Regions from separate parts of the Homo sapiens genome. Here region 1 is linked to region 2. The links are chromatin contacts, found by Hi-C in ENCODE. All regions are on one chromosome and are shown on one strand. The core of a region is the stretch at or near the end of the contact, and the rest is flanking DNA. Distances in the headings are between cores, read along the strand shown. Region 1 has its middle 62 kb from the start of CARTPT. Region 2 has its middle 170 kb from the start of CARTPT.

Region 1 (6,024 bases), core at 3,324-5,823, 110 kb before region 2:
ATTAAGTATAAAAACACATATCAGACCTGAATTTTAAAAAGTAGTCTTACTGTAAATACAAGAAAAACTAGATATTTAATAAGGTAAAATGACAGAATGAAATTATATATTTACCATATCTTCAGTACATTTTGTGCTGCACAATGCACTTGCAATTATATAAAGCATTCTGTGTGTGCTATGTATTATAATTGTTGTTAATTTGAGATAACTGAAAATAGGAATTGCATAGACAGTAAATATTTTACGTTTTCTCTTTGACTGAAAGTAGGTGACACTTCCTGTGGCTGCCATTTCAACAGTCCCCACTGTATGGCAGAAGCAGCCTGCTCAATCCGCTAGTATCCACAGCAATCAATATGGCATTCTTTCCTTTTCTAGGAGCCAGAAAGCCTGTGATTATGTGCATTATGTGATGGAAGAAAGGATGGTATTTAGAGTAAGTCCCTCAAGATACAGCATTGTATAGTCACAGTGATATTGACGCATGTATCATAATGCATATATCCTTCTATTTTCCTTTTTACCCCCAAATAAGTACATTCTTCTATCTCTACAGACAACTGTGTTGCACAAGTAACCTTCTTATATCAAATCCACTAGAACATGAGCCAAGATATTGTCAGATATTAAATAATAGGAGAAACATCATCATTCAGAGATGCTGCTAACTACCACTTAGGTAAACAGAAATGTCAGTTTGTGAATGCTTTTCGTATTCACTGCAACATTACTTTCTAAGGCGTGCGACACTGAAGGAATGTACTCACACTTATGTAAAGCTATGAAGCTGCCATATTGTGCACGCTATTCTCATGTATGCCTGCTGATGTTCAGAGATGGCTAAGATGCAGAATATTTCCAACTTGTATTGGCAACTCAACCCATAGTTGAAATGGCTTGGGCTTTCCTAAGATAAACAACTGTGGAATCGGGCCTGGCATTAGGGTCTTTATTTAAGAAGACACCCAGATCTGCTTTAGGAGCCCTCTGCTTCACATTTTCCTTCCAATGGTGAGCCATGATCTTTGAAATCCCAAATATTAGCAATGACTTAAGATCTTTCTGGAGAGAAGAGTGCTTTAACTGGGTTAAGTTTAGTTATCAACTTAATGCTTTTCAACTAGAAAAAGTTGCGTTTTTCCAGTCATAGGGACACAGTAGAGTGTGCTAGGTGTGTGGCAAAGCACAGGATAATGTATGTGACATATTTTCTTGGTGGGTCATATTTGGTCATTGAGTAATGTAACACATTGCTGTTAAGTTCTTACAAATAGACCTGGAATAGAATGCAACATTCACATGAATTTTATGACAAAATGTGAATCTTCAATTAAGTTTCCTGCTTGCAACAGACTGCTTCTTACCTTACAACTTCCAGATGCTCTGGGGCCACAATTTTCTCTCTTCTACCTTAGTAGACTTCTAGGAAATTTGGGAAGTGCCAAGTTAGCTTGGATTTATTTTACATTAGCAACTACCTGTAATCTACAGTACAGATAACAGTGGCAATGAAACAAGGAGGAATAAGTTTCAAATGGCAGGTTGGTATTTAGGAGGACAGGGCCTTGCATGGCCCTAACAGGGCACCATATTGAGAGTCTTGGGCCAGAAGAGAGACAGCATAAGGGACTGGCTGCCTAAAGAGGTCAGTTGCACCACGTATTTCCCAATTTGCTCATGAAATGCTTGGGACTCTCTTTGGTCTCTGAACCTCTAACTCTGGTATTTTTCTGCTTGCTTTGGTTACCTCCCTAATTAAGTGACTCTCTAACTGCAAAGGAGCCCATACCATGTTAAATGTGAATACTTAGCATTTGTATTCCTCCAGTCTAGGTCCTACTTATTTAGGATGGTCCTGCTCAAGTCTCAAGGCCTAGATTCGGAGAGAGTTAGAGATACTCTGGCACACGCACTTTTTTTTTTTTTTTTTTTAAGACACATTCTCACTTTGTCACCCAGGCTGGAGTGCAGTTGTGCAATCTCATTTCACTGCAGCCTCAACCTCCTGGGCTAAAGTGATTCTCCCACCTCAGCCCCCCAAGTAGCTGGGACTACAGGCACTTACCACTATGCCCAGCTATTTTTTTTTTTTTTTTGTATTTTTTGTAGAGATGAGGTTTTGCCATGTTGCCCGGGCTGGTCTCAAACTGAGCTCAAGTGATCCACCAGCCTCGGCCTCCCAATGTGCTGAGATTACAGGCATGAGCCACCACGCCCTGCCTGGCACACACTCTAAAGCCTTCAGGGGCTTCCTAACTGAGCTCCTTCCCATGGCCTGCCAGGCCCTCCATGCTCTGGCTCCTGGGTGCTCCTCATTTCCTGCCACTCCCCAACACTCCTGGTGACCCAGCCACACTGGTCTCCTTGCTGCTCATCGGACACATTGCGTCGTTCCTATCTCAGGGCCTTTTCCTCCCTGCTGCTTCTTCCAGGAATGCTCTTCCCACAGCTTTGAGTTTGGGTTGCTCCCTCACTTCATCCACACCCCTACTCTAATGTTATTTCATCAAAGAGATCTCCCTAGCCTCCCTTTCTGGCACCCCACTGCAACTCACTATCCTTTTACCCTGACTTACTTTTATTTGTAGCCTGTATCACTACCTACCATGTAACTTATCTATTTATCTGTTTATCATCTGCCTTCCCCTTCTTCCCCACCACACTATAAAATCCATTAGGACAAAATCATTGTCTTGTTCAACACTGTATCACCAGGACCACAGAGTGCCTGAATTATGGTCAGTGCTCAAAAGGGATTTGTTATCAACTGCGCTCTGTCATTTTACACATCAGATACTGAGGTCAGGCAAGGTATAAAGAGAGCAGGGGCAGGAGCAGTGGCTTCCCCTCTGACTGCTCCCACCATGCCAACCATTTCTATTTCTGAGCATGAGTAGAACTCACTACCCATACCCGGCCGCCCCATACCTGACTGTGTACTGCCTTGTCCTGGTCTCGAATCACTACAAATCACGCTTGGCAAGTTTGTATCGAAAGCAATGTTTGCTTTAGTGGGATCTGGCAAACCCAGGGTCCCCAAAGACCACTAAGCAGTCACCAGCACTGAGTTTTAGAAATGGCTGGCTTGTTTTATTACCAGTTAATAGCATTTGTATTTGTGCTTTTGCAAATAACCATGAGAAATCAGTCATCAGGCATGAATGATATGAGAAAATTAAGGACAAGGTCCTAAAAAATGGGCTGGGGATGAGGACTACGGTTCAGTAACTGGATCAAGCGTGTGAAGACTCAGGGGAAAGAATTTACATGGGGTATATGCTGTTCAAGAAGGACTAAAATTCGGGGCCAGATGCTACTGCATCTCCTCCTCCCCCACCACACACACACATTCGAAGGGCTATGGAGGGCACCTTTTTTCTTTAGGGAAAATTATCCCATTTCATTCATCCTACAAACATGAGGAGTGGCTGTGTTTTCAGAAGTGCCAATGAAAATCCCAAGTCCTGGGTCTCTGAGAGATACTTTCTTATGTGGTTAAGAAGAATCAGGATGCATAAACTTGAATCCTTTCTCTACCATTTATTTGCTCTAAGATCTTGGGCAAGTTATGTAAAGTTCTCTCTGTTTTCTATCTGTTAAATGGAAATAAAAATGATACCAGTTGTATGGGTTGTTGTTGAGATTAAATAAAGAACTGCTGGTAAAGTGCTTTTTACATTATCTGCCAAGCAGAAAGGGCTCAATGCATTTTAAATAAGTAAATATATATCCCTGAGTAAAGCAGGGAGGAACCAGCCCAGCCAATGGCTTCCCTGTTTTCAAAACCACCCTGCTTGTCCTTCCAGAGGAATAAGACCAAATTCCTGGGGATTTTGGTTCACTCCTTGGTCAGCAACCCTGCAGATTTATTTTTTCTAGTCATTTCAGGCTCTGTGTCTAATGATGCCAAGTTACCTGGCTTTATGGTGAGTATGAAGCTGAACGCTAACTGCGGAAACTCCCCGGGCCAGGCAAAGCCTTGGAAAGTGAAAGTGGCTGTGAAGGCAAAGGTGCCACCTGGTCTTTCCCTAGGGAGAGCAAGACCCCAAACTGATCCTTATCATGAGATTCTGGGTACTGAGGTGAACTTGGGCTTGCAGCTTTGCAGTGAGTTTGGAGCCCACCTCTTTGAAGGCAGATTTCATGCATGCTTTCTTTGTGTAAAGTATTTTGAGAAAGTAGATGTATTTGAAGATGTTAATTTGGGCAGAGGACTATCCTCAGGTAATGCTGGGTGCACTTGTGGGAGTGGGGCCAAGCACCAGCTACTGCAGATAAATGTGCTGGCTCTGATCTCTGGTACCTCTGTTGAGTGACAAGCTCTTACAGAAACAAAGGAAGTGGCGGTATAGCAGGGACAGTCCCTTGTGGGGACTGTAAATGGCTGAGACTGCTACCATCTGCTCTTCTCGATTCAAATATTTAACAGGAGGTTGAAAACACAGAAGTTCCCATGAAATTACCAGTTTTTTTCCCCCGAACTTAATTTCTGTCAAGGAGAGGGAGGGGTCCCTTGTGTTAAACGTCTGCTTTTCAGTTTTCGAGACTGCCAGGAGATGGCGCCAGGGCTTGGTTCTTAATGGGTTCCTTGGCGCACCAAAGAAAAGACATGCTCGGCGTGGGGATGGAGGCCTCCGTCTCGGCGTTTCCATGTAACTCGTTTCTCAGGATATCTGAACAGAAACCCTGGCCTTGACATTCCTTGGGTTAAATGGGCTTCTTTTTTCATCTGGCCGGGAATTGAGTTTCTGGTCATGGCGCGCTACATTTTCAGTCATCGATTCTCCTCAGAGGGTCGCACGACTGATGTTGTCTCTGGACATATGCTAATAAGAAACCAGAGAGAGCTTGGAGAGGGATTTTGAATGCATTAGAACTTTCCAGCGTGTTGCATAAAAAATAGAAAGTAGAGGTCATGTTATTTGGGAAATAGTAGACGTGTTGTATCATACCGTTTTTTTTTTTCTTCTTTTCAGACCCTTTTCACTGATCTGTTGCTCTTAGCCCAGAAAACGGTATAGCTGATGCCAGAAATTACAGCACGTTCTGCTAGGAAGTGTTTACACTTCAGGGCTGAACTCCTAGCACGATTAATAAACATCACCACCACAACATAAGAACGACTGAGCATGTGGTACCTATCCGCTCATTTAACCCTTACAGTAATCTGGGATATGTCCTTTATGATGTACTTTTTTCAGGCTAGAAAACTGAAGCTTAGGTTCAATAATTTGCCTAAAGTCATTCAACGTGTGATCAGAAGAGTAGAGATTGAAACTCAGACCATCTGACTCCAGGCCCACAAGGTTGTCCCCGGCACCCTACTAGAACAGCAATTTTGGGGGTAACGGGGCACCCCGGAGGCAGTGCTCAGTGGTTCCAGGTAGCTTGGTGTGCAGAGAGGCACCCAGGTATAGAGATGTGGTAGTCGTTTAGTGTTCACTGTGTCATGTGAGCGCTGTGTCATGTCCTGTGGCTTCTCTCAACACCGTGTGCAGAATCCAAACTTCCCCAGGCCTGCAAGCTCTGAGCTCTGTTCCCCTCTCCTATCCTGCTTGGTCACCCTCCAGGCATCTTTCTCCTTCCAGAACTTGCCAAGCCCATTTCTGCCTCAGGCTCTTTGCACCTGAGCTCTCTTCCCTTAACTCCTCACTGGCTGGCTCTTTTTCCTCAGGGCTCAGCGCAGACAGCCCTTTCTCACCCCATGATGTAAGGAGGCTCCCTCTGCCTCAAGGCCTCCTGACTCCTCACTCTGTTTTATTCCTTTATCGCACTTGTAATGATCTCTAAGTATCTTGTTTGCCTGGGTATCGTCTGTTTTTCTCTCATTGGAATGTAAACTCCATGAGGAGGGGATTGGACAGTCTGGTTCATTGCTGTATTCCTGGAACCTAGAACATGCCAGAAACAAAGGAGGTGCTTAATAAACATTTATTGAATAAATATGATGGGGGAATGTGATAAAAGCAGCAGGAGTTGTGGTCCCACCTGTCAGGAGGCTCACAGGACAACGAGAGAGCC
Region 2 (6,642 bases), core at 3,832-6,331:
TCTCAGGGTCGCTAGGAGGGGAGAAAAAAATATAACAGATTGTATAATTGATAACCCCCTGTTTTTTATGTTTTGATATTTCATCACGAAAGGGAAGAAACTGAGCACCCTGGTGATACTGGGGCAGAAGGATCAGATGCTATCCAATATCCCGGTGACTTTCTTTGAAGTATAATTTTATGTCAAAAGGCCTTTCCAAACTTATTCAGGTGTACAAAGCACTAAGGAAAAGTTCAGACCCCTGAGCCAGAAAACTTCATTTTCCACATTAAGATCAAAGGAGTATGCGGGAGAGATGTGGCATTCCCAGTACTGGGGGTTCTGTTATAACAGGGTCAGAGAGAGGGCCAGAAAGGGAGGAGAAAAGCAAAAGACTGCCCAGAAAGTCAGCCAGTGAAAGCAAGTGACTCATGTATACTTTCATGTACTCATTAATGTAGCAAATATCCACTTATTGTCTGTTATTCATTGCCTAATGTGTCCTCATTATCTATAGGCACTGCTCCAAATTCTAGGGATACAGTGGTGACCAAGGATCAAGGTTTCTGCCCTCTAAGAATTTGTTTTGTAAAGACAATAGAGAATAATATACAATGAATAAGTAAATATGATAACTTCAGATTCTACTAGTTAGATTATAGGTTGGCTGCTATAACACAGAGACCCAAATAGCAATGGCTTAAGCAAGAGAGAACTTCATTTCTTTCTCATGTATAATAACAATCTGCGAGTGAGCAGTCTAGGGTGGGATTAGCACTCCTATAGTGTTAGAGACCCAGGTTCCTTCTGTCTTGCTGACCTGCCAGTACTGTATCTGTGGTTATCTACAAGGTTCGAGATGGATCACCATCTCAGGCAAGCAGGAAGGGAAAGAGAAAGTGAAGGCCTCTCCTCTTCCTTTTAAGGATGTGACCTAGAAGTTGCACACATTGTTTAATTCACATCCCATTGGCCAGTACTTAGTCATATGACCATCCTAGAAGCAAGGTAGTCTGGGAAATGTAGTCTTCATACTGAATGACTTGTAGTCAGCTTAAAAAATGTTTTACATTTTTTTCTTAAAATGTTTTTTTTTTTAATTTAAAGAAAAACAATGTTTTTCTTTAAATGAAGGAAGAAGAGAACAGATGTTGAGGGGCAACTAATAGTATCAGCACAATGGTGAGTTGCACAACTGCTACATTCGCAATATCAATAGTAGGACTGCATTACTGGAAAGACCAGGCTCTGACAATCCTTGGATAAATCACACAGGATTGACTTATGTAAGGATAGAGAAGAAAATCAGCACTGTCAGGACTCATGGCAGAGAGATCAGCATCATCTTCTAGACATAAAAAGGTGAACACAAAATCCTTTCCAAGGGAAAATCCAGTTGAAGATGAAAATCTGTGAAAGCATAGAGGTCACATTAAATTATCAGGAAGCCTAACTCATCCCCTCTGGACCCAGGACCTATCCTGTAGAGACAAAATATGAATGAAAGAGAGTTGGAGTAGGGGTTGTCAGGTGACTTATTAGCAAGTATGTACAAGGATGGTGTCTCTAGGGAACTAATACTTGAACAGAGACCTGAAGGGTTAGACAGAGTTCCTTATAGAAAACTTTCCAGCAATAGGGAACAGCAGATGAAAAGACCTTGTAACTAAGGTTGACCTTCGCAGGTACTAGAAACCAAGTTTTCCCAAGTAGCTGGAGTGTCATAAGTGAGGCAGAGAGTGGAAATGAGAGGAGGGGAAAAAAGGAGAAGATGAGAAAAGGAAGGCAGCTCTCACGTTTAGCACTGGAGGGACATCTTTATCAGATAAAATGGCAGAATCTGCCTCCTTCAGGTATTCCCTAATGTTTGCCTCTGGCAACTTTCCATACAAATTTCCCCAAACCAGTGCTGAGAAAAGAACCTAGCGTCAGTTTTCCCTGAGCTCAGAGTCCTGTCCTTTCCTTTCGCTCATTTTCCTTGTCTGTTTACCCAGGATGCGAATCCCTGCCCCACCCTGCTCTTCTCCCAGGGTTGTCGTGAGATCAGATGAAAGAGGAGGTGTGAGGGTGGCTGTCATGTGAAGTGCTGAGTTCTGGGGCAGAGAGGTACGGCACCTGGCACCCAGTGGGACTCAGTGCTGTTATTTCTATTATGATGGTTGCAGTCAGTTGGTTTCCTCAATTTCCAGACCTTCAGTACAGATCTCAATTATGATTTTGAAATGCTTTTCTTTTTCCATCATACTAATTAACGATGGTTTGTTTTGCCTTGTCAAAGCAGGTGCTTGGATATTTTTAGAAGATTCCCCTTTGTCAGAGATCCCATGGCTTGGTGTGGAGTGGTGTGAGTTGTGCCCAGTGGAACATTTAGGTTATTGGTTGGTTGAAAACTCTGCTCTCTGCATCCTTGTAGAATGTACATGTAGATATGACTTTAAATAAAAGTCAGCATTTTCTGAATTTCTTTTTGTGCCAACCCAGACATACCCCTTTTAAAAATATTGGCTGGTTATTAAACTCTATTTGTTTTGTTTCTCCATCTGTGCCATGTGCTTTCCACAGATAGCTTGTAGAACTTTGCTTAGCACAGGGGCTTTGGAACCATTTTGCATGGTTCCACTTTCACTCTGGGAAGATGGGGAGTTGAGGAAGGAGTTTGGACAGAAGACTTATTTAACTCCAGTTTCATCTTGGTTTCAATTATCTACATACTCATTCATATCCACCCATCCATCATGCTTTCCCATTCATTCTTCCACTGAGCATCTTCTATATACCAAGTTTCACAGCAGTATGAGGGTTTGCAAGCACAGAGATGAAAAAGAGAGTTTATGCCCATGAGGACCTTGAAGTCCAATAATGTGGTCTTATAGAGCAGAGTGTTAGATGCTATGAGAAAGGAATGCACGAGAAGGATGAGAGCCCAGAGGACAGCCCCTCTTCTAGGACTGAAGGTCGAGGGAAGTCTTCCTACAGGAGATGAGACTGAACTGAATCCTGAAGGATAAAGGCGGTCAGAGAAGGCTTTACAAGTAGAAGAAACAGCAAGTACAGAGATATATTGGGGTGGAGAGTTTGGCATGGTATGGGAACTGCAACCTGTTTTAGTACAGTCAGAGCATAGCATGCAGGATGGAGGTGGAGGGTGAAAAAAAATGATGCCAGAAAGGTGGGCAGGGGTAGGATCGTCAAAAGTCCTAGGAGCCATGGTAATGAGTTTGAACCAAGGGGAAATCCTCTAAGATAATTTAGAGCAGGAGAGTGATGAACAGATTTGTAGTTTTTGAAAGCTTCTTCCAGCTTCAGGGTGGAGGCTGGACTGAAGGAGGTCAGACTCACTGAGGGAAATGGGATCAGTCGGTGGCTGTCGCAGTGATGGTAGGACACAATGACGAAGCCCCAGCATTAGGTAGTGGTCGTGAAAGAGAGAAGGAGACAGTTCAAGACATGCCTGAGGAGTGGAATGGACAAGGCTTGTTGCTAGATGGAATGTGGAGGTGAGGGAGAAGGAGGAGGCTTCAGTGTCTGAGTGACAAGGATGTCACTAATTCTTGCATGTAACGTAGGAAAGAGGACAGCCTTGTGGGAGGGTGCCTTGAGTTCAGGCTCACCATCTAAATGTTGGGTGAGATAGAGATTTGAGAGAGCTGAGTGGGAGTGTGGTTGCCCAGGGAGAAAGTAGAGAGTTGAGGAGAGCTGGGCGCGGTGGCTCATGCCTGTAATCCCAGCACTTTGGGAGGCCAAGGCGGGTGGATCACCTGAGGTCAGGAGTTCAAGACCAGCCTGACCAACATGGTGAAATCCCGTCTCTACTAAAAATACAAAAAATTAGCCGGGAGTGGTAGTGCGTGCCTGTAATCCCAGCTACTTGGGAAGCTGAGGCAGGAGAATCTCTTGAACCTGGGAGGCGGAGGTTGCAGTGAGCCGAGATCATGCCATTGCACTCCAGCTTGGGCAACAAGAGCGAAACTCCATCTCAAAAGGAAAAAAAGAAACCAAGAGTTGAGGAGAGGAGAAAGCCGGCACCAAAACCCCAGGGAAACTGTATTTATTGAGAAGCAATGGAAGAGTAATTAAAAAGGAACCAAGGAGGAACAGCCAGAGATGTAGGAGTCCTGGCAGCCTGGGCAGCAGAATTCCCAGGAGTCACATGTTGTGAAAGGATGAGGAAGATGAGTGTGGAAAGGCACCCATTGGATTTAATGACAAAGAAGTTTCTGGCTGTCTTGTAGAAAGCATCTCTGGTGGGGTGAGGAGTGAATGGCATGTGAGGAAGCTGGTGTGGAGGGTGCAGGCGAGCCTACACCCATGGCTGTGAAGAGGGAGAGGTGGCTAGAGAGGAAGATGAGAAGGGCAGGTGACTGGTCTGGGGCTCACAGTGAGTTAATATATTAAATTAATTCATCCACCTAATTAGGTGCCTGTTATGCAGCATGTTGTGCTAGGCACCAGGTAGAAAGAAACTTAAGACATGCATTCCAATGTGTAAAATTCAGTGAGTAAAGCCCCAAAAATGCAGGATCAAGAGACCCACTTTCCTATATTTGCTAAAAAATAATGTGGTATAGTAAAAATGACACAGATTTTGGGTAAAAATAGATCTAGGTTCAAATCTTGACTTTCTTTTTGGCTATGTGATCTTGGGCAAATTATTTAATCTCTCTAAGCCTCAGTTTTCACATCTGTAAAATGGGAATAATAATATCCCCCATATAGATTTCTTGAGAAGATCTGAGATAAGGTCTATTAACTCTGTAAGGGTAAGGGATTTGTCTAAATTACTCAGTATCGTATCCCCAGTACCAAGCATAGCATAATGCCTGGCCCATAGCAGGGATTTAGTAGATATTTGCAGAATGAATGGATGACAGAAGGTATGTGAAGAACCTGGCATAGAGGAGGTGCTCTGTAAAGGGTAGCCATTCTTCCTCACTGCTCTGGGACCTGTGAGGATCTGTCACTGGATGCGTGAGGATGAGATAATGAATTACCAGGCAAAATGCTAAAGCCTCTGGTTGGCAATGAGACGTAGGGTGGATATCCTGTTCTGAATACTTGGCTCATGATGGGCGTGAATGGATAAGGGAAGCAGCTCGTGCCTGGCCAGAGGCAGGCCATCAACAGTCCTGTGCAGTACAGGGAGGCTGAGGGGAAGGAATGTTAGGCATGTGCTGACTTACATGTGACCTCAAGTGAGAGGGACAGGCTGTTCCAGTCATCTCATCTAGGTGAGCAGCTTCTAGCTCTCAGGCCTGTGACTCTCAGTGGCCTGGGTCAGCTCAAAGGTTCCTGCCTGTCCACAGGTGCTGGCCTTTTCTGGCTACTCTTCCCTGTTCACAATTTAGATGCTCAAGGCAGCAGAAAAGATAACAGCCAAAAGTGGAGGCAATTTACCTCTTTGTTAATTCCTGCCTGAATGAAAACAAAAAAATTGTTGTGTGTGTTTTCTCCCTGGAAATGTCATACCTCCTCAATATTTAAAAAAGTCCTAGGACAGCAAAAAGAAAAAAAATCACCAAATTGGTGTGGTTTCAGGGTCATGTTTTTCTTTTTTTCTACCTGGTTTTTAATATACTCTCTGCCTAGTTTCTTTTCTTTTTGGACTTGAGGAAGGCCAGAGCTGCTTTTCCTGGAAGAATGATGCTCCGTGACTGGCAAAACCAGTGAGAGAGACACTTCGGCACATTAAGAAGCCAGAGGCTCATTAGTGTCTATTTACTACCTTGTAGAATGCTCTCGAAGAAGAACCTGAGACTGTCATCTCCTGGAATGGGGCTCCCCAGAGCTTCCTCACTCAGGATGTGCATAATGAATGTAGCAGCCTGGGCAGGGGGAGGGCGTCACATGCTGGGCCTGTGGTCCCAGGGGCAGCCTCATCTTTCCCTGGCTCCTTCAAAAGCAAGGCATTATGGGCAGGGAGGGATGATTTATGATCTCCTCTCTTTGGGCTCAGCGTGGATGCTGTGGGAGGAAGGAGGCTGCTCTGCCCAGGGGCAGGAGCAGAGCACCCACACACCATGCAGAGGATCACTGGACACATCTCACATAGTCAGGGTTGGAGAAGAACTCATGATCACCTGATCAGCCTCTCAAGTCTACAGAGGCAGAAAATGAGGCACAGGGAGAAAATGGGGCTGGATGAAGGCCCACTCTTAGCCCATGCCAGAGCAGAGGAACATCCATTCATGCCTAATCCAATGCACTGTGCTGATTCACCTCTCTCAGTGGTGAATTTTCCCATCTGGAAAACTAGGCTGATATTGTAGATCCTAGCTTACAAAAACATTCTCAACTGGAATGTGAAAGAATACACAATTGGGAGTCAGAAGACATTGGTTTGGGTCCTAACCCTGTGGGATCTTGGGCAAGGCACTTTGCCTATTTGAGTCTCAGTTTACCTTCTGTAACATGAGGTGAATTATCAACAATAATAGCTAATATTCTTGAACCCTCACTGTGGGCCAGGCAATGTGCTAAGTGTTAGGGTTATTTCAATTATTCTTCTTAATAACCTTAAGAGGGAGGTACTATTATTCCTATTTTAAAGATGAGGAAACTGAGGTTGAGTTTAATTAGCTTGAGTAAGGTCTCAAAGCTAGGTGATAGTATTTATCGCACAAGGTTTATGTAAGAGTTGCATAAGCTGCTTATGAATGTGTTTTT

Evidence for each region. A loop is a pair of places that touch in the nucleus more often than their neighbours do. Pooled maps may share reads with other maps.
Region 1: a map of left cardiac atrium shows a loop between it and region 2 (2.3-fold over the local background). The contact joins two enhancer-like sites. A Hi-C loop is called at or near these places in 3 of 168 maps with a recorded cell type or tissue (Panc1, ascending aorta and left cardiac atrium) and 6 of 50 pooled maps.

Annotation. Positions count from the first base shown.
Region 1 is chr5:71,778,543-71,784,566 of GRCh38, forward strand. No RefSeq gene overlaps it. Among named protein-coding and RNA genes, the nearest start is that of CARTPT, 62 kb to the left of the region's middle. RefSeq lists an enhancer at 200-494. Within about 2 kb of position 4,574, at least 10 of the 41 ENCODE cell types and tissues checked have a DNase peak (open chromatin) inside an H3K27ac peak, as active enhancers do.
Region 2 is chr5:71,886,975-71,893,616 of GRCh38, forward strand. No RefSeq gene overlaps it. Among named protein-coding and RNA genes, the nearest start is that of CARTPT, 170 kb to the left of the region's middle. RefSeq lists an enhancer at 620-879. Within about 2 kb of position 5,082, at least 3 of the 41 ENCODE cell types and tissues checked have a DNase peak (open chromatin) inside an H3K27ac peak, as active enhancers do.